Regions from separate parts of the Homo sapiens genome. Here all the other regions are linked to region 1. A link is a loop called in an ENCODE intact Hi-C map of the cell type or tissue named here. Cell type or tissue: mammary epithelial cell. All regions are shown on one strand. Each heading gives the region's core, and the rest is flanking DNA. Links, peaks and the distances in the headings are about the cores only.

What was found. Peaks named below come from ENCODE experiments on the same cell type or tissue, not always from the same donor. Only the 100,000 strongest peaks of a DNase experiment are listed, where the experiment ranks them.
Region 2: a loop joins it to region 1, with 10 times the contacts of the local background. A loop is called at or near these places in 15 of 110 quality-filtered maps.
Region 3: a loop joins it to region 1, with 16 times the contacts of the local background. A loop is called at or near these places in 3 of 110 quality-filtered maps.

Annotation. Positions count from the first base shown.
Region 1 is chr6:40,821,919-40,827,758 of GRCh38, forward strand. LOC105375053 (a long non-coding RNA gene) reads right to left here and starts at 3,425. Exons shown (of 3, transcript XR_926790.3): 1 at 3,165-3,425. In mammary epithelial cell, for the core only: a CTCF peak has its summit at 2,585 (motif pointing left); no DNase peak of the experiment used is centred there.
Region 2 is chr6:40,325,483-40,331,322 of GRCh38, forward strand. No RefSeq gene overlaps it. Among named protein-coding and RNA genes, the nearest start is that of LINC00951, 28 kb to the right of the region's middle. RefSeq lists enhancers at 4,205-4,843, 4,844-5,482. In mammary epithelial cell, for the core only: a CTCF peak has its summit at 3,365 (motif pointing right); a DNase peak (open chromatin) is centred at 3,359.
Region 3 is chr6:40,547,300-40,553,139 of GRCh38, forward strand. The region is part of intron 1 of LRFN2 (leucine rich repeat and fibronectin type III domain containing 2); the gene reads right to left. Among named protein-coding and RNA genes, the nearest start is that of LRFN2, 37 kb to the right of the region's middle. In mammary epithelial cell, for the core only: a CTCF peak has its summit at 3,165 (motif pointing right); no DNase peak of the experiment used is centred there.

The DNA.
Region 1 (5,840 bases), core at 280-5,279:
CTGTGATTTCAAGTTGCTGTGGAGAAATCTTTCTGTGCACTTGAGCTCTTCTGGAACTCCAGAGACACCAAGGATAATGCTTCAAACAACTACAAAATTCTCACAATTGATGACTACATTTACCCCTTCTCTTTTTTAAGCATAAAAATTGTTTAGTGCAATGTCTGCTTTCCGTGTAAGATCTGCTTAATCTGGATTCCCACTGATTTTTTCTGGGTTGTTTACGTGTTGATTTGGAAGGCTTGCAATCTCTAAGAATCTGTTAATGGTGGTCGTGTAGACCTGATCAAAGTTTGTTTATGATTTATTGTCCAAGTTTATAAGGTTTGTTTTCATTAAAGCTCTCAGAGATGGCACAAGTTCTTTCTATGAGTAAAAACTTTCTGCTCAAATAGACCACTGGATATTTCATATTCATGCATGTGAAGGAGTACTACTCCTAAATCTGCATCTTATAGCCATTATAAAAGGTTCCCAAGATACTCTTGGCTGACAGCTCCCTACATTGCAACTATGTGGATTAAATCACAGAGTAGTCTGATACTAGCGTGAAGAGCAAATCTCCTATGATACTATGCTAATCCCAGGAATGATCTGCCCTAGTTGGTATTTAATAAAGTGGTCCTTTTCTTTTATTATGGCAGCTTTTCTCTAGTACCTAATAGTGAATCTTTTGTGTCTCAAATATTTAGCTTCAACTATCCCAAGACAATAATTCACTGAGTTTTAGGACAGAGACAGAAGTAAGTGAAGATGGTCTAAGCATTCTTCAAAGCTGTTATCTGAAGTTGCTGCTGCACTCTCCATGCAGGAAATGTAATAATATAATGACTCAGCTAATGACTGAGTACCCACCATAAAGATTCCTCAGGTCAGGCAGCATTTAAACACGCCAGAGCATTATTTAAGGGGAGGGATCGAGGATTAGGCAAAGCAGATTGCATGATGATGTATTTAAGCTCTGTGCAAAAACATATGCATCCATCTAATTCTTATTGCTCTACGTGGCAGAAAATGACCTACAGACACATCGAACACCATGGCTACATAAACAGTAAGCAGAGAGCATGTATGAAGATATAGGTGCCTTTCAGTCAGGATGAGGTCAGGAAAAGAGACTCAGCATCAGTTTGTTAACAGAAGAAATTTCACAAAAGGAATTAGATAACAGATACTGGAGAGCTGAAAAGGCAAAGGCGACCACTGCAGCGACACCCTCCAGGCCAGGAGAATAAAGGGGGCAAGGATGGGGTTTTTAGAAGCTCAGGGAAAGGTGCTGATGTCTCAGCAGCTCTGAAGAGGGTCAGATGCCATTGAGGCTGTTGATGGTGTCTGGGTGACTTGGACGAGGGTCCCTGCATGCCAGGCTCAGGCATCAAAGTAACAGGCACTGACTGGCTGGGCAGGTGGCTCTAAGAGAGCATAGTGAGTCTAGTTCTGGAAGTATGAAAAGAACTGGAACCAACTGCCACCACTTGGGGCAAACAGTTGCTTGGGTGAGAAGCAACTGTTTATTATAGGAACCAAACTCAAAACAGAAAAGAATAAGCCCCTCCTCAACCTACAGAATGGGAAAAATTTTTGCAATCTACCCTCTGACAAAGGGCTAATATCCAGAATCTACAAAGAACTTAAACAAAGTTACAAGAAAGAAACAAACAACCCCATCAAAAAGTGGGCAAAGGATATGAACAGACACTTCTCAAAAGAAGACATCTATGCAGCCAACAGACACATGAAAAAATGCTCATTATCACTGGTCATCAGAGAAATGCAAATCAAAACCACGATGAAGTATCATCCCATGCCAGTTAGAATGGCAATCACTAAAAAGTCAGGAAACAACAGATGTTGGAGAGGATGTGGAGAAACAGGAATGCTTTTACACTGTTGGTGGGAGTGTAAACTAGCTCAACCATTGTGGAAGACAGTGTGGCAATTCCTCAAGGATCTAGAACTAGAATTACCTTTTGACCCAGCAATCCCATTACTGGGTATATACCCAAAGGACTATAAATCATGCTACTATAAAGACACATGCACACGTATGTTTATTGCGGCACTATTCACAATAGCAAAGACTTGGAACCAACCCAAACGTCCATCAATGATAGACTGGATAAAGAAAATGTGGCACATACACACCGTGGAATACTATGCAGCCACAAAAAAGGATGAGTTCATGTCCTTTGCAGGGACATGGATGAAGCTGGAAACCATCATTCTCAGCAAACTATTACAAGGACAGAAAGCCAAACACCGCATATTCTCACTCATAGGTGGGAATTGAACAATGAGAACACTTGGACACAGGGAGGGGAACATCACATACCGGAGCCTGTTGTGGGGTGAGGAGCTGGGGGAGAGATAGCATTAGGAGAAATACCTAACGTAAATGATGAGCTGATGGGTGCAGCAAACCAACATGGCCCATGTATACCTATGTATCAAACCTGCACGTTGTGCACATGTGCCCTAGAACTTAAAGTACAAAAAAAAAAAAAAAAAAAAAAAAAAAAGAATAAGCCCGTCCTGACGGCATGAGCCTCCTTCCAGTCTCCCTCTAGTGCCCCCTAGTGACAGAATTTGAGAAGGATCTGGCAAAGGAGGGCTGGACCTGGTAAGGTCCCAACGCAGTGTGACACAGCAGGATATATAGGAAGAGGTCAGGAGGTAAGGAGCAAAGGCTTAATAACCCAAACAAGATGCACATGCACCTTATAATCCCGTCTACATGCAGGGAGGAAGGTAAAGCAGTAAACTAGGTTACTGTGTTCTGTGTATCACCCTTACTTAAATTTGGAATAACCCTAGGGGCTTTCTTAAATCAAAGTCTTAAATTTGTTTTGCCCATCCAGTGTTTCTAAATCAGATTTTTTTTAACTGTTCCTTCAGTTATATACCAAAAGTATCTCTACAAATTGATGTTAGGAACTTTCTGAGCCCTAAATCAATATAGTAAGAGAATCATTTCTGGGTAGAATGAAAAAGAAATTTTCAGACTGGGTTCATGCTTATATTCTATACGAAGCCTAGCCCTGCTTTTCCAAAGAAGTAGTGACACATATGGAAATGACAACCAGCAAGACCCAAGTCTGACAAGGAGGCTGAATTGCCCCTTTAGAATTATCATTTCTGCCACCTCCCAGCACTTTACCACTTACCTAAAAGAAGACAAAATAATAGACTCTTTTGCTTCCAGTACCTATAATGTACATTTCCAGGTTTGTTTTGGAGTACAGCTGTGAAATCCTTCAGCACTGACATAATTCTCTTCCCTCCAATTGTGAAGTGTTCTTTGAGCAATGTAATTGTTCCCCACTGCAATTCTTACAGCAGCGTGTCAGCATGCCAATCACTTCTTCTTCTTCCAGTTCTGATTCTTCCAGTTCCCTGCTGTGTTAACACCCAGAATGAGTCCTTCCAGCTGTTGAAAGATGTCAGCATATTTATATGAACTACTTTATGTTTCCTGGGGAAATGTTCTAAAAGAAAAGAGATCTTGGCCGGTATGCTTGTGATTCTGCAGAGATGTGACTTGGCTTGCATTTATATTTTCTTTGGGGTCAGTAATAGTATTAAGTATTTCAAATGGCACATGTGACTACACAGTGTCACTTTATCTTAACTGAGCTTTGGTCATCTGTATTCCATTCAATTAGACTACACATATCACTCAGATATCTCTTCTGGAAATGAGAAAATTTGTCTTGTGGTAGGTTCTCCCAGGAAAACCTTGAAGATATCATTTATTGCAATGTTGCTGGACAGCACAAACTCATGGAACTTTTTCTGACATTTCAAATTTCTCTTTATCTTATGTTTGCATAACATTTCTTGAAGATTTCTGAAGGTACCCACAATCTGAGTGTTACACATTTTTCTTTCACTGAAAAGGGAGTTTCTTCAAGATTCTATTTTTTTGTTTTTTTGTTTTTTTGTTTTTTTTTTTTTTGAGACAGTCTCACTCTGTCACACCTAGGCCAGAGTGCAGTGGCAGGATCTCAGCTCACTGCTATCTCCACCTCCCAGCTTCAAGCGATTCTCCTGCCTCAGCCACCTGAGTAGCTGGGATTACAGGCAGGCACCATGACACCCAGCTTATTTTTGTATTTTTAGTAGAGATGGGGTTTCACCATGTTGGCCAGGCTGGTCTCGAACTCCCGACCTCGGGTGATCCACCCACCTTGGCCTCCCAAAGTGCTGGGATTACAGGTGTGAGCCACTGTGCCCAGCCTCTTCAAGATTCTTGATAGGAATTGTTAAACCTCCTGTTACAGGCTGGATTGTATCTCCAAAAAGATGTATGGAACCTGACCCCTGGTACTTGTAAATGTGACTTTATTTGAAAATAGAGTGTACAGATATCATTAAGATGAATGTTAAGATGAGATCATACTGGAGTAGGTCAGGCCTTTAATCCAATATGACTGGTGTCCTTATGAAAGGAAGAGAGAGAGAGAGACAGAGGGAAGACAGCCGTGTGAAGATAGAGGCAGAGATTGGCCACAAACCGAGGAATACCTGGGGCTACCAAAAGCTGGAAGAGGCAAGAAAAGACCCTTCCTCCCCTAGAGGCTTCAGAGACAGCATATCATTGCCAACACTTTGATTTTGGACTTTTGGCCTCCAGAACTGTGAAAAAGTAAATTTACGCTGTTTTAAGCCACCCAGTTTATGGTACTTTGTTTCTGTAGCCTTAGAAAACTAATACACCTCTCAAATCTGCCAACTAAAATTTTAACAGAATAGATTTCTTTTTCACACTTTCCCTGTCTCTGCTTTCTTCTAAGTTAGTGCCTTCAGCACTAGTGAGCTCTTCCCTTCTTTTGCATTGGCTGAACACAGAAACAAAGAATTCTATAAACTCCTTCAAGGACACTCCTGGTAGATGCTGTGGCCCGTGCCTTTGCACGCACTGTCTGATAATTGTGGGGCATCCTGGGAATGGGTGCAGCATCGTTGGTGTTACATTTGGGACACTGTACATGCCCAGTTAGCACTGGCCACTGCTGTGACTAAAGAGAAAAGCCCACAAGCAAATTTTAGAACTCCCAGCATCTTCACCCAGTTCAATAAACTTGTTTCTTAGTTGCCCTGGATTTACAATCTTGTATTTCAATTCTCTACAAGCATGCTATTCTATAACAAGCAGAATCCCAGGACTGCCATAGGATACCTCTCTCTGATGTAGGTCCAGAGGTTTGTTTAGTTCCGAAAGAGCACTATCCCAGGCCTGCTCCCTCATGTGTGTGTCCCTAATTTCTCCTAATTATGATGATTCTGGATCTGCACTCTCTTAGTGTTCTAGGGGTCTCTAACCAGATACTTCCTTATTCTTATACCTCTATCGACAGTTCCATTTCAGAATGTCACAATGCTAAACATACCTGTGATTTCAAAGTTAAGTTATACCGGGGAGGATCATGAAATTTCATGTCCAAGCCAGGGCACTATTTTAGAGGAAAAGGAGATGTTTAAACAGTTAAAATTCTATAATATTGTTAAAATATATTAACCAACATTGATTTTTATTATATTGATGTACCTAAAAGATGAACTTTTTTTTTTTTGAGACAGAGTCTCACTCTGTCGCCCAGGCTGGAGTGCAGTGGTGCGATCTCGGCTCACTGCAAGCTCCACCTCCCGGGTTCACGCCATTCTCCTGCCTCAGCCTCCCAAGTAGCTGGGACTACAGGCACGTGCCACCATGCCCAGCTAATTTTTGTATTTTTAGTAGAGACGGGATTTCATCATGTTAGCCAGGATGGTCTCCATCTCTTGACCTAGTGATCCGCCTGCCTTGGGCTCCCAAAGTGCTGGGATTAGAGGCGGGAGCC
Region 2 (5,840 bases), core at 627-5,626, 500 kb before region 1:
CAGACCACTGTGTACTGAGATTGTGAAGCAACTTCTTCAGGATCCCGCAGCCTGGTTAGGGACCTGGTTGGGGACCTGGTTTGGGACCTGGCTAGGGATGCAGCCAAGGATTTTACCCTGACTGCCCATCCTGGGTAGGATCTCTCTGGCTTTCTGTCCCAGCCCTCCTCTGTAGGACCAAGAGCTGCTTTGCAGACAGGTGGCTGAGGAAAAAGGTGTGGTCCCTGGCTGCTGGAATCAGTCAGTGTGAAGCGAGGGAGGGGTTGTGGGTAACAGCGCCTCTGCTTCCTCTCCACCTCTTTCACCCTGTTCCCACATTTCTTTTCATCTTCTTCACCTTCTGGGAACCCCTCCTACCATGTTCTTAAACCTATATCTTGGAGGTAATGGCCACTCCCGACCTTTTCTCTCTGGGATCCAGCCACTTGAGTTGCTATGGCAGAGACAATGCTCTGTGTTCACCTCCCCATTTCCTCTGTCTGAGCACGTGGCAAGGTTATATCTCCCAGCCTCCCTTGAGGTGAAGTTAACCCATCCATGTGACCCGTTCTGGCCAATGGGCTGTGGGCAGTGGATCCCCTCTGGTCCAAGGCACTTAAAACCAGGTGTGAGTTCTCCAAGTTCTCCTTTTCCTGCTACAGTAAGCTGAAGCCCACTCATGTTGACATGACATCAGTGGACAGAAGGGATCCTCAAGGAGAGGACAGCTGCCTTGGAGAATCAGACATCCTACACTGGACTTTACATGTGCAAAAAGTAAATTTTTATTGTATTAAGATACCAAGATTCAGAGGTTAATTTTAAAAACACACAAACAACAACAACAACAATAAAAACACATCATAGCCTGGTATTACCAAAACACAGTTGCTATATGCTATAATGATTTCTCCCAGAAACAGAGTGAGACCCCTCTTATATTCTTCCACAGGCCCCTGAGTGGCCCTTGTCCAGTTTAAGGCTGCAATCTCCATGGAGGCATCCCCAAGCCTGGCACAGTAGCTGGCACAAAAGAAAAACTGAGTAAATAGTTGTTGACTAAATGAACAAGTGAGTGAACTAATGAATAACCCAGGACCAGCTAAGAACATCTTAGAATGAGATCATGGTTTATCCTGGAGCACCAGAAGGAAAACACCCAGTCCAAGAGGGCGGAAATAGAATTCAGGGAAACCTTGACAGATTAGAAAAATGATCCATTCAGGATGGGTGAAATACAAGGCAAGGCTTGTAGAAATTCAACACAAGCCTCATCAATCCAGGGGGAGGTGAGGAGAAACCCAACGGGACCCAGGATCATAGGGGACTGGGAGTCTAATAACATCCTTAGGGAAGGACCAGCCTCTTCCATGCTGGGACAGGACCCAGGAAGGAGGAATCGGCACATGCCAGGCAGGGTGTGATCATCCCACTGCACTTGGCCTTCTCCCGGCATCTAATTTTAGCTGTCACATTTAAGAAGGATTTGGAAGCTCTGGAGCACAGCCAGAGCCAATAGGAGAAATGATGAAAGGTTGAAAAAAATAGAACCTGTAGGAAAAGTCCAGGAGAGGTGGGAGTTAAATGGGTCTGGGAGAGGCAGCTGTATGCAAATGAGCAGCTCTTTAGTTTGAGGAGGGTGGGGAAGCCAGAACTGGGGGACATTGATTTATACAGCAGCAAGAAAGGTTTAAGTTAGACTCCAGGAAGTGAAACTTGATGAAGGCTTCTGGTGAACTAAGTACTTCCCTTGGCTGCCCCCCTGCTCAGGAGGCCCTGGTAGACCCCTCCCTTGTCCCACAAGGGGCCAGGCATGAGGATGACTGGAAATGTGAAGTCCTAGAGGGCTGTAAAGGCAGGAACTATCTGATACTGTCCCTGGGTCATATGACAAGCAAGGAAAGAGTGTGAGCAGGGTCTGTCTGCTCTGGTTTCTGGGCCTGATGCAGGGGCTGGAGCAGATGACTTCTGTGGGTGGGGATTCCTCACATGGCATGAGGAAACAGTGATGTTTCAGGAATTGGATACTTTTCACATTTCCTCTAGGTTATCTCCCATATGGCTATATCCCTAGGAAATGTCTCACATCAGTTAAGGCAGTTGATGCATTCTAACTATGACCCTGGGATCAGCTTTAGGAAAGGGGTCGCCAAGGATTGACGGAGCCTAATGCATCCCAGGATGTCAGAACTAAAAGGATTGTGGCAGATTATCCAATCCAACCTCCCAACCCTTTGCAAGTGAAGACACTGAGCTCTGGGGAGCTTTCAGAAATTAGAACATCAGTGGTGAAATCAGCAGCATACCCAGGTCCCTGGATGTCTGACCCAGTGTTCCTCCAACCAGCTCATGTTTGACTCTCAAAGTGAGAGCCACGAGGCCAGGGAAGAGGTCAGGATGAACACAGAAGGATAGAGGCCTGGAAAGGGGTGATGGGGCCAGAAATGGGGAAGGGGCAGGAAGGAAAAGAGAAAAGAAAGCTTTCCCTCTCTTGGGCTGGGTGGTGAGAGGAGCCAGGCAAGATTTTCTGTTGTTTTAGAGAGAGCTAAGGGTAGAGGGCTGGTGTGGGAGGCAGGGCTGCTGAGGGGGGCCTCTCATGGGGGGCTCCTTTGGGGTCAGCACTTTCCTAGCTGGCTGGCTTCATCCACCCACCTTCCCTAGATTTCCCCACTTCCTACATTCTCACCTGCCCCTTCCGCCAGTTAATCTCTGAAACCACAGGAAGAGTGGGGTTCTGGGGGCAGATAGAGGAGGTACTGTGAACGGGGTGTGATGTCCTAGAGATGTCACCTGGAAACAGATGTGTATACCCCAGAGGATGCCTGAGCCCCCTCCAGGTCCCTCACCAACATCTCAAAGCACAAAATGGTATCCAGTGTGCTGAAGACCTACTCACGGTAAGGGCTGGAGCAGAGAGGAGGATCAAGAGGCTTCCAAGTATGCGTTCCCTGCCGGAGAAAGCCGGTCTGGTTTCCCTCGCTGGAGGGCCTCTCGATTCTCAGGCTTCCATCAATGTGTGAGCAGGAGCCTTGCACCAATGTCCCTCTCCCAGGTCACACACCTCTAGGACCTCTGCGTCCATCCTCCTGCCTAAGCATTTCCCTGACGCACCTCCAAGTGGCGTCCTCCTCTCCACAAGGGAGCAGTCTCTGGGCTTCCTCCAACTTTTCTCATGCTTTTAAGCTAAGCCACAGCCCCTCACTGGGATCTATGGAAGAAGGACCACTCCTAGCTGTGCTGGGGAAACTGCCAATGCAGTGATCTCCCCACTCCTCTACTTGTTCCTAGAGACCCTCCTCTATCTTATCTAGCTCACCGGCCCACCTGTCCTCTCCTCCCTTTCTTCCGTAAGGATGCTGCAGCCACCCCTGCACCTGGCCGCAAGAGGGCACCATGCCCTCACTGCCACCCCAGCTCTCCAGCCCACTCCTACCTCTGCCTTCCTTATAGTCCTGCCAGATCGCACTTGGCAGAAAGGAGCCAACTAGGAAATCCCAGGATAATCTAAGAGGTTTATGTCAAAAGGTTTACAAGGGAAAAGGTAGGTAAAAATAAGTGCCTGGCACTCTGCCAGCTGCTGGGGATTCAAAGGTGAATAAGACCCCTACCTGCCCACTTCTTAGTCTCAAAGAGGAGACAGGTAATTACTGTGCAGTAGGTGAGCCCAGGAGGGTAGAGAAATGCAGCCTGCTGATGTAACAGCCAAGAGGGGCTCCCTGCCCCCAACTTCACCAGGGGCTCAGGGAAGATTCCTAGAGGATTCCTGAAAGGTGAGTAGGAAGCAGCAGGTGAGGGAGACAAGGGCAAATCAGGAGGCAGGAACAGCAAGCCCGGGAGTGGGATCAGCATGAGCAGAGGTTGGGAGGCATGAAAGATTTAGAGTGGAACATAGGGTAAGTTGACTTTGTCATATTCCAGGCACCAGGTTCTGTTCCTCTCCTTTCCTGGTCTGAGGAATGCCCAACTGTGGGAGCTTTCAGTGCTACCCTAAGAAGCCTAGCAGAGTTCCCAGGCCCTCCTGCAGCCCTGCCCTCCTCCTTTTCTCTGGGGAGGAGCGGAGTGTCCGGGCTTGGGCGAAGGTGCTATCACTCAGTCCTCATGGTGTTCCCTGGATGGTGACCTCCTGATTCAGGTTGTTATTATTCCCATTTTGCTGATGAGAAACCAGGGGCTCAGGAAGATGGAGGAACCTGCGCAGGACTGCGTGGCAGAGCTAAGCCCCTCAGCCAGGGCTTCTGCCCCCAGCCCCTGTGGCCTGTGCTGCTTAGAAGGGACCGTATGGAAATCCCTCTCTCCCCATGTGGTCCAGAAGGCTGACACTAGCCATTTGAAGCAGATTTTTTTTTAATGGAGGCTTTCCAATTACAAAAGTAATAAATACTCATTATTTTAAAAATCAAACAATATAGAAATTCACAATATTCACAATATTGAAAGTAAAAGTATCTTATAATCCCACCTCTCTCTCCCCAAGGTAACTACTCTTAACAGTTTGATATGTATTTTTCTAGACTTTCCCATGGGTTTGCAAATATGATTGTACATTTTTAAAAAATGAAATTATGCTTTGCTGCAATTTGCTTTCTTCAACTTAACAGTCAGTCTTGAACTGTTCACATGCATGCATACTGATCTATAAAGTGGGGCTTCTTGTGATTCCCACTTATTGCTGAGGAAGCCAGGCTTCCTCAGGGAAGGTAAGCTTCCCCAACCACACAGCTCAGGAGGGACAGACTTACCAGCCCAGCCTGTCAAGATCTGGGGCAGCCAGTGGGGAGCTACACCCACCCACTCACTGCTTTTTCTCCCAGCAGCCTTCTCACTGTCCTCAGCTGCTAGGAATTTTTAGGAATGGATTTCTGTGTCATTTCTAATAGATCAGGAATATCCTAGCAAGACAGATTGTCAGAGCCTGTTGGGTGGTAAATCCAGGCTCATCCCTCTTGTATGCAGATCATTCCTTTTCCCCAGGAAGGAAGCTCTGGGTAGCAGCTCCCTGGGGGTGGGAGGTGGGGGCGGAATGAAGCAGCACAGGGCCGCTGACCCACCAGCCTCCTGAAATAGCCAAATATCCGGGCTGGTGAAGGCAAGTGCCACGAAATTCAGCCAGTAGCATCCCTTCACCTCTTGATCCTCAATGTGTGGTCTCAGGAGTAGCAGCCCTGGCATCCCTGGGGAGCTGGTTAGAAATGCAAAATCTCAGCCCACAGGCCAGACCCACTGAATCAGAATCAGCATTTTAACAAGATCCCTGGGGGAGTCCTATGCATAGTAAAGTATGAGTAGCTGGGGTTAGGCAGTATTCTGGTTCCTATAAAGCCAGCCCATGGCTTCTTTCCAGAAGTTTAGTTGATGAATTTGGTATTAGAAACTTAATAAGAGCTAGCAGTTACATGTAAGTTTCTATGTGCCAAGCAACATTGCAAGTGTCTTACTTATATGAACTCATTTAATCCTTACAAGGATGCTATGAGTTGAGGTATTATGATTATCCTGCTTTTACAGATGAAGAAACTGAGGTGCAGAAAATTTGCTTAATTTGCCTGAGGTCACATGCTAACCAGAGGGTGATCTGGGGCTTAAACTCAGGTCCTCCAGGATCTTAACCACCACAGCACACTGCCCTGCAAGTAGATGCACCCATCTGGCATGGAGCAGTTTTGACAGGTATCTCCAAGGTGGCATTTCTAAGTAGAGCTTGCCAACACATCTTGCTTTTCTCCCCCACCGTCTTCCCCCTTCCTAAAGACTGGTCACCTTGGAGAAGCTGCCAGAGCTCAACAGGAACCTCGCCACTGCTTTTGTGGTGATGCCAAGGCCAAGAAGTAATAGCAGCTTATTATATCTGCAAAACCCTTTAT
Region 3 (5,840 bases), core at 627-5,626, 270 kb before region 1:
TCACCATGTTGGCCAGGCCGGTCTCGAACTCCTGACCTCAGGTGATCTGCCCACCTTAGCCTCCCAAAGTGCTGGGATTATAGGTGTGAGCCATCGCGCCTGGCCACAAACCTTAATTAAATGTCAGTTAGTGGCCCAAAACCATGGTGACACTCCTGCTTCCTAACACCTGCTCTATTACACCATTTAGTGTATGCGCCCTAGTTCCCCTATACTGGGCATCTTCCATTTGACCCTCCAGGTCCACAGTACACCCTTCTTCACCCTGGTCATTGTCCAGGAGGCTGGTCAGTGCAGCCCCCACCAGTGGGCATCATGCCCTCTGCCTCCTGAATAGGGGAGGTCAACTGGGAAGATCAACAGAAGATGGGAGGGAGAAAGGAGAGTGAGTTTGGGCTATTTATCCTCCTACCCCCAGCTTCCTCATCACGAGTCTGGCCCGCAAGCAAAGGTGACATACCTGGTGAGACACCTTTTTGATACTGCTCACATATTCTCTGGGGTCCAGGAACTACTGCCTCCCTTCTCCCTCCAAGTTTAGGGGAGGTAACAGCCTCCCAGTGTTACCAGCCCCAGGGTATTTCACTAACCCTGTGGTTTCTCTATGCCATCCCCACACCTTTGTAAATAGTTTCTTTTAATATAACTCATTTGAATGTGTCTTCTGTTTCCTGATGGGACCCTGAACAATATGCAGCTTCAACTAGATGAAGCCAGAAGGCATCATCTTTATTAAAGCCTGGCAGACTTTGGGTCAAATCTTGTTCTAGTATTTGCCAGCCATGTGACTTACATAAGAACCTCAGTTTTCTCATCTATTTTTACAGGGGAGTAAAACTAGGGATAAAAATAGTACCTGGCTGGGCACAGTGGCTCACACCTATAATCCCAGCACTTTGGGAGGCCGAGGTGGGTGGATCACCTGAGGTCAGGAGTTCGAGACCAGCCTGGCCAACCTGGTGAAACCCTGCCTCTACTAAAAACACAAAAAATTAGCTGGACATGGTGGTGGGCACCTGTAATTCCAGTTACTTGGGAGGCAGAGGCAGAAGAATCACTTGAACCTGGGAGGCGGAGGTTGCAGTGAGCAGAGATCGTGCCATTGCACTCCAGCTTGGGTGACACAACGAGACTCCATCTCAAAAAAAAAATGAAAAAAGAAAAATAGTACCTACCTTACAAGTTATTTTGAGGCTCCAATGCACATTGCAGGACTCAATAAATGAAAGCCATCAGCACTTTAGCATTGCAGTTACATCAGGAGTATGTACAGCTATTATCCCAAAAGCTCTAATTTTGACTTGGGGAGCTATGTGGTCCTGGAAGGTTGAGGCTCCAACCAATGCATTTTAATTCTGGAGGCCACAGTGATTGAGAGGAATATATAGCCTAAACAGGTCCTATCAGAGTGAAGCTCAGAATTCCTTCCAAGACTGTTGGGAGAATGTATTCTCTCTCCCTTTAGATGCTCTGCCCTATGAACATGCAGCCTACATCTGCTAGAGCTGCTATAGCCATCTTGCTACCATGAGGAGGAAGGCCAGCCTAAGGACAAAACCAGTTCACAGAGCACAGGGAAATGAAGCTGAATTCTGACAAACCCATACTTGAGGTCCACACCACTTGGTTACACAAGCCAATAAAATTCATTTTTAAAAGTTAGATCAAACTGGGTTTTTGCCTACTTGTAATCAGTTTCAACCGGTGAATTGAGAATTTGGTAACAGAATTGGGATGCGGAAATAATTGACCCTATGATGTCAGCAGGGTAGACATTACCAAGCCAATGGGGTGGGACAACAAGCAACAAAGATGTTGCCATTCAGGACCTCCAGGCACACTGTGCCTTGAACAGCTCAGAGCCATCAATGACATTGGTAGTCACAACAGATTTGTATGTTTGCAATACAGTTTTCTAGCAAAATGACAGTCAAGTGACTTGAGAAAGAGAGGAGGTTTTTTCTAATTTGCGCCAAGATGTCAACTGGGCTAGTAGCAAGCTCTCATGCCCCTAATCTGGTGAATTGGCAAAACTTGTCATGCAGTGACAAGGAGGGTGGTTAAACTGCTGCTTCATTTTCCTTTGGTCTCAGGCTATGTACCTGATAAAGCTATGGAAGACAAGAAATTTTAGGATATTGGAATAAATTGATTACTTCATATGGCTTTCAACAAAAAGTAAGGTCCTACAACAAAAAGACAACCTTTGGTTCAAAGTGGCCCATTGAGAGAAAAGAGAGAAAAAAAATGGCTTTGCTATTGTGAGGTTATTGCTGTGGCCTATAATCCAAATTTCCTGAGATTATGATAATCTGGAGTCTGGTAGGGATGGAAAAGTGATGCTATTGTATGTGAGCAAAGATAGGTGGTGGGAACCACAGTGAAACATAAGATTGGGCTCACCAGGAAGTGTGAATCCCCAGACCATGCACAAACAACTGTTGAAATAATCCCTCTGCCAGGAGTGGTGGCTCACACCTGTAATCCCAGCACTTTGGGAGGCCGAGGCAGGCGGATCACCTGAGGTAAGGAGTTCAAAACCAGCCTGGCCAACATGGCAAAAAAACCCATCTCTACTAAAAATACAAAAATTAGCCAGGCATGGTGGTGCTTGCCTGTAGCTACCTGGGAGGCTGAAGCAGGAGATTCGCTTGAACCCAGGAGGCGGAGGTTGCAGTGAGCTGAGATTGTGCCATTGCACTCCAGCCTGGGCAAGAGAGAAAGACTCCGTCTCAAAATAAAAAATAAAAATAAAAATAAATAAACTCTCTTACTCTCTTTCTGGCAGTGAGGACAATTACTTCTGTTGTGAGGGTGCAGCTGCGGCACAGCCAGTAAGCAAACGGCAGTGGTAATGCCCTATCCTAAGGCAAAGAGGACCCCCTAGGAGGTACAGCCCAATATGGAGGCCGAAGCTATGAAATGAAGGGCTAGGGTATGAGCAGAGCAAGCAGCTCTGTTGCTAGGAGACAATGCTCAGACTTAAGACTGACTCAGCAGTATCTCTTGCTGCAGTTATTGGCACATGATATTGACTGGGAAGTGTACGGACTGGTAATCTAACGTCTTTAGAGAGAGTCACATTGTCAAGCCTGGCTGGCAATGGCCTTTGATTGCTCAAACCTTAAGACATACTTCAAGTTCCCATCCTCATCCAGTAGGGGGCATCCGTCAAAGTAGCACAGAAGAGAGGCCTTCTCTAATATTCATCTCAGAGGAGTCCAGAGAAGACAATGGACAAGAAAGAACTTTCCACCCCAGACTAGCTAACCAAAGAAAGCATGCACTGCCAGAAGAAGGTACCGGGGACCACAGACCAGTGGCCACAATGTGGCTTTCCAATTTTACTATTTTCCAAATGGGAGTGGTATAGTTTTGTTTGCTTTTTTTTGCAATTTTCATATTCTTTCTCCACTGGTGTATATTGGGTGTGTTGAGGTGTAAACAGCTTACCATTTAACAAGTCAGTGCCTAGGCCATAAAGAGTTCTATCTGGAGAGGATGAAGAGGACTCACAGTGTTGAGAGATGCTGGACAGGGAGTTGTAGGCAGAAACTAAGTAAAACTCCACAGCGTCTCCCCGCGGGCATGGGGTGAGTATATCATATGTAGATGGAGTATTTTTAAATGTGCATATGTAGTACAAGAGTATGTGTTGGCAGCCAAAGAGGTGGACTGCAGTGGATGGGAGTCGTTGCCTTCAAGAGATGCGTCATAAAATCTCCAGATGTCGGTGTAGGGCCTCCTGTGAGTCTGGGTAAACCAACGCAAGGATGGATGAGGTTCATGACACTAGGCTAATCAGTGACAGTCCATGACCCTGGCCACAGAGACTAGTCCAGAGGAACATGTGATCCAAGTCAGTCCACTGGGGGTGACTCTTAGGGACAAAGCGCTTAGGGGCAGGGATTTACAGAAGGTCCACTGCATTCCGGGCACTATTCTGGGCAATGGCAGATACTTCAATGAGCAACTGAGGTAGGGTCTCTGTCCTTCAGGAACTCACATTCTTCAAGAAAGCAGGGTATATAGACATGAGGCCAGGGAGGACGTCAGCTCGAGGAGGACAAAGCCAGTACACAGAAGACAGAATATAGAGCCAATGAGAAATGGAGCCCAAGGCCTGCTCAAGCTTCTCCTGAAGCCCACATCACCACTGGACTTTTCAAATACATGAACCAAATAAATACCCTTGATCGTTTCAACTAGTTGAGTTGGTTTTTCTATTATCTGTTGTAACATTTATCTCTTGAGTTTAATTAATTCATTTGGATTTAATCATAGCAGCTAACCTGATGGCAGGGAGTAGATAGTGATTGATAACTATGTGTCAAATGAATACACAAAGGTGAACACCATCAAGCATCTGAGTAGAAAGTGGCTGTTGAGGATTGATTCCGGGATAGAACTACACAGGACATGATGCTAAGATCATACACTAGCAGTGAACCTAGCAACGCACAGTGATTGAAGAATTCACTGAACATTCTTAATAAGAACAGCAGAAATTTTTATAAATATAATTACTCTGATCTGCTCTGACATACCAACATGATAGAATCAAATGTTAAGAAAGATCAGCGGTAGAAGGAAGGAAGATTCAAGCCTATCAAGTCCAATTCACCCATTTCACTGTTGAGGAAACTGAAGCCCAAAGAAAAAAAAAGACCTACCCAAGTCACACAGATACAAAAATCCATTTATACAAAATCCTCGTGTGTTATACAAGTTATACAAGGTGAGAGGCACACTTATTCCCACACCAGGGGCTATGTCTTTTTGTTTCATTCTCTAACACCGTGGTTCTCAAAGTGTGGTCTTCAATCTGCAGCTCCATTCTGCAAATTCGCAGGTCCCACTCCAAAACCTGCTGAATTAGAAACTCTGAAGTGAGCCCAGGAATCCTTGTTTTACTAAGTCCTCCAGGTGATTCTGATGCATTCCCAAGCTTGAAAACCACTGTTCTAGAACAGTGGTTCTCAAATCTTAATGTGCATACAAATCACCTGGGATCTTGTTAAAATGCCAATTCAAATTTAGTAGGTCTAGGGCAGGGCCCAAGAATTTGCATTTCTAACTAGTTCCCAGTGATGCCAGTGCTTCTGCCCCGTGAACCACCCTTTGAATAGCAAAGCTCTCTATGTTAAAATATTGTTTTACATCTGTTCCCTGTCACCTGTGGAAACTGGAATTTCTTACACATGTAGCTGAGCAGACACAGTTATGTGGGACCTGAAAAAGTAAAATCCCTGAGAAGTACTACACCTTGCCAAAGGAGATAGATATATACCAAATCATATCTACAGCTAAAAGCATTAAATAACTCAAATATAAAACATCAGTCACTAAAGTCTCAAAAGCCATTTTTCTTTCCTTTCTTGCTTGAAAAAATTCATTATAAAACCAATTATCATTAAAAGATTTTTAGAAAAGGAAAGGAAGAAAAACACTCATACTCTAATTACCCTACCCCAGCAACTATTTTTTTCATATTTGCATATTCCTGCCAATCTTTGTCCATAAGCATCCTTTAAAAAAATCAGTTCCCATCATGTACTATGGAATTTTCTTGACTAGAATAATTCTGTGTTGGAGTGTTCTTATCCTATTCTCATTTATCTTAATCAGTAAAAATCCCATACCTAATCATTTCATTAATATACTCAGCTATTCAACAAGTTAGTAAGAGCTACACTTTCTGAAATTTGCACTAGCTGATGCTTTCCTGGTTCTCCGAGCAGGTGTGTGCCCCTCAGCTCTGTCTCTTTCTCCAACAGTCATGCATCTCCCTTCTTGTTCGCTCCGCTCTGCCTGCCAGGTGGAGGAGGGCATGTTGCTTT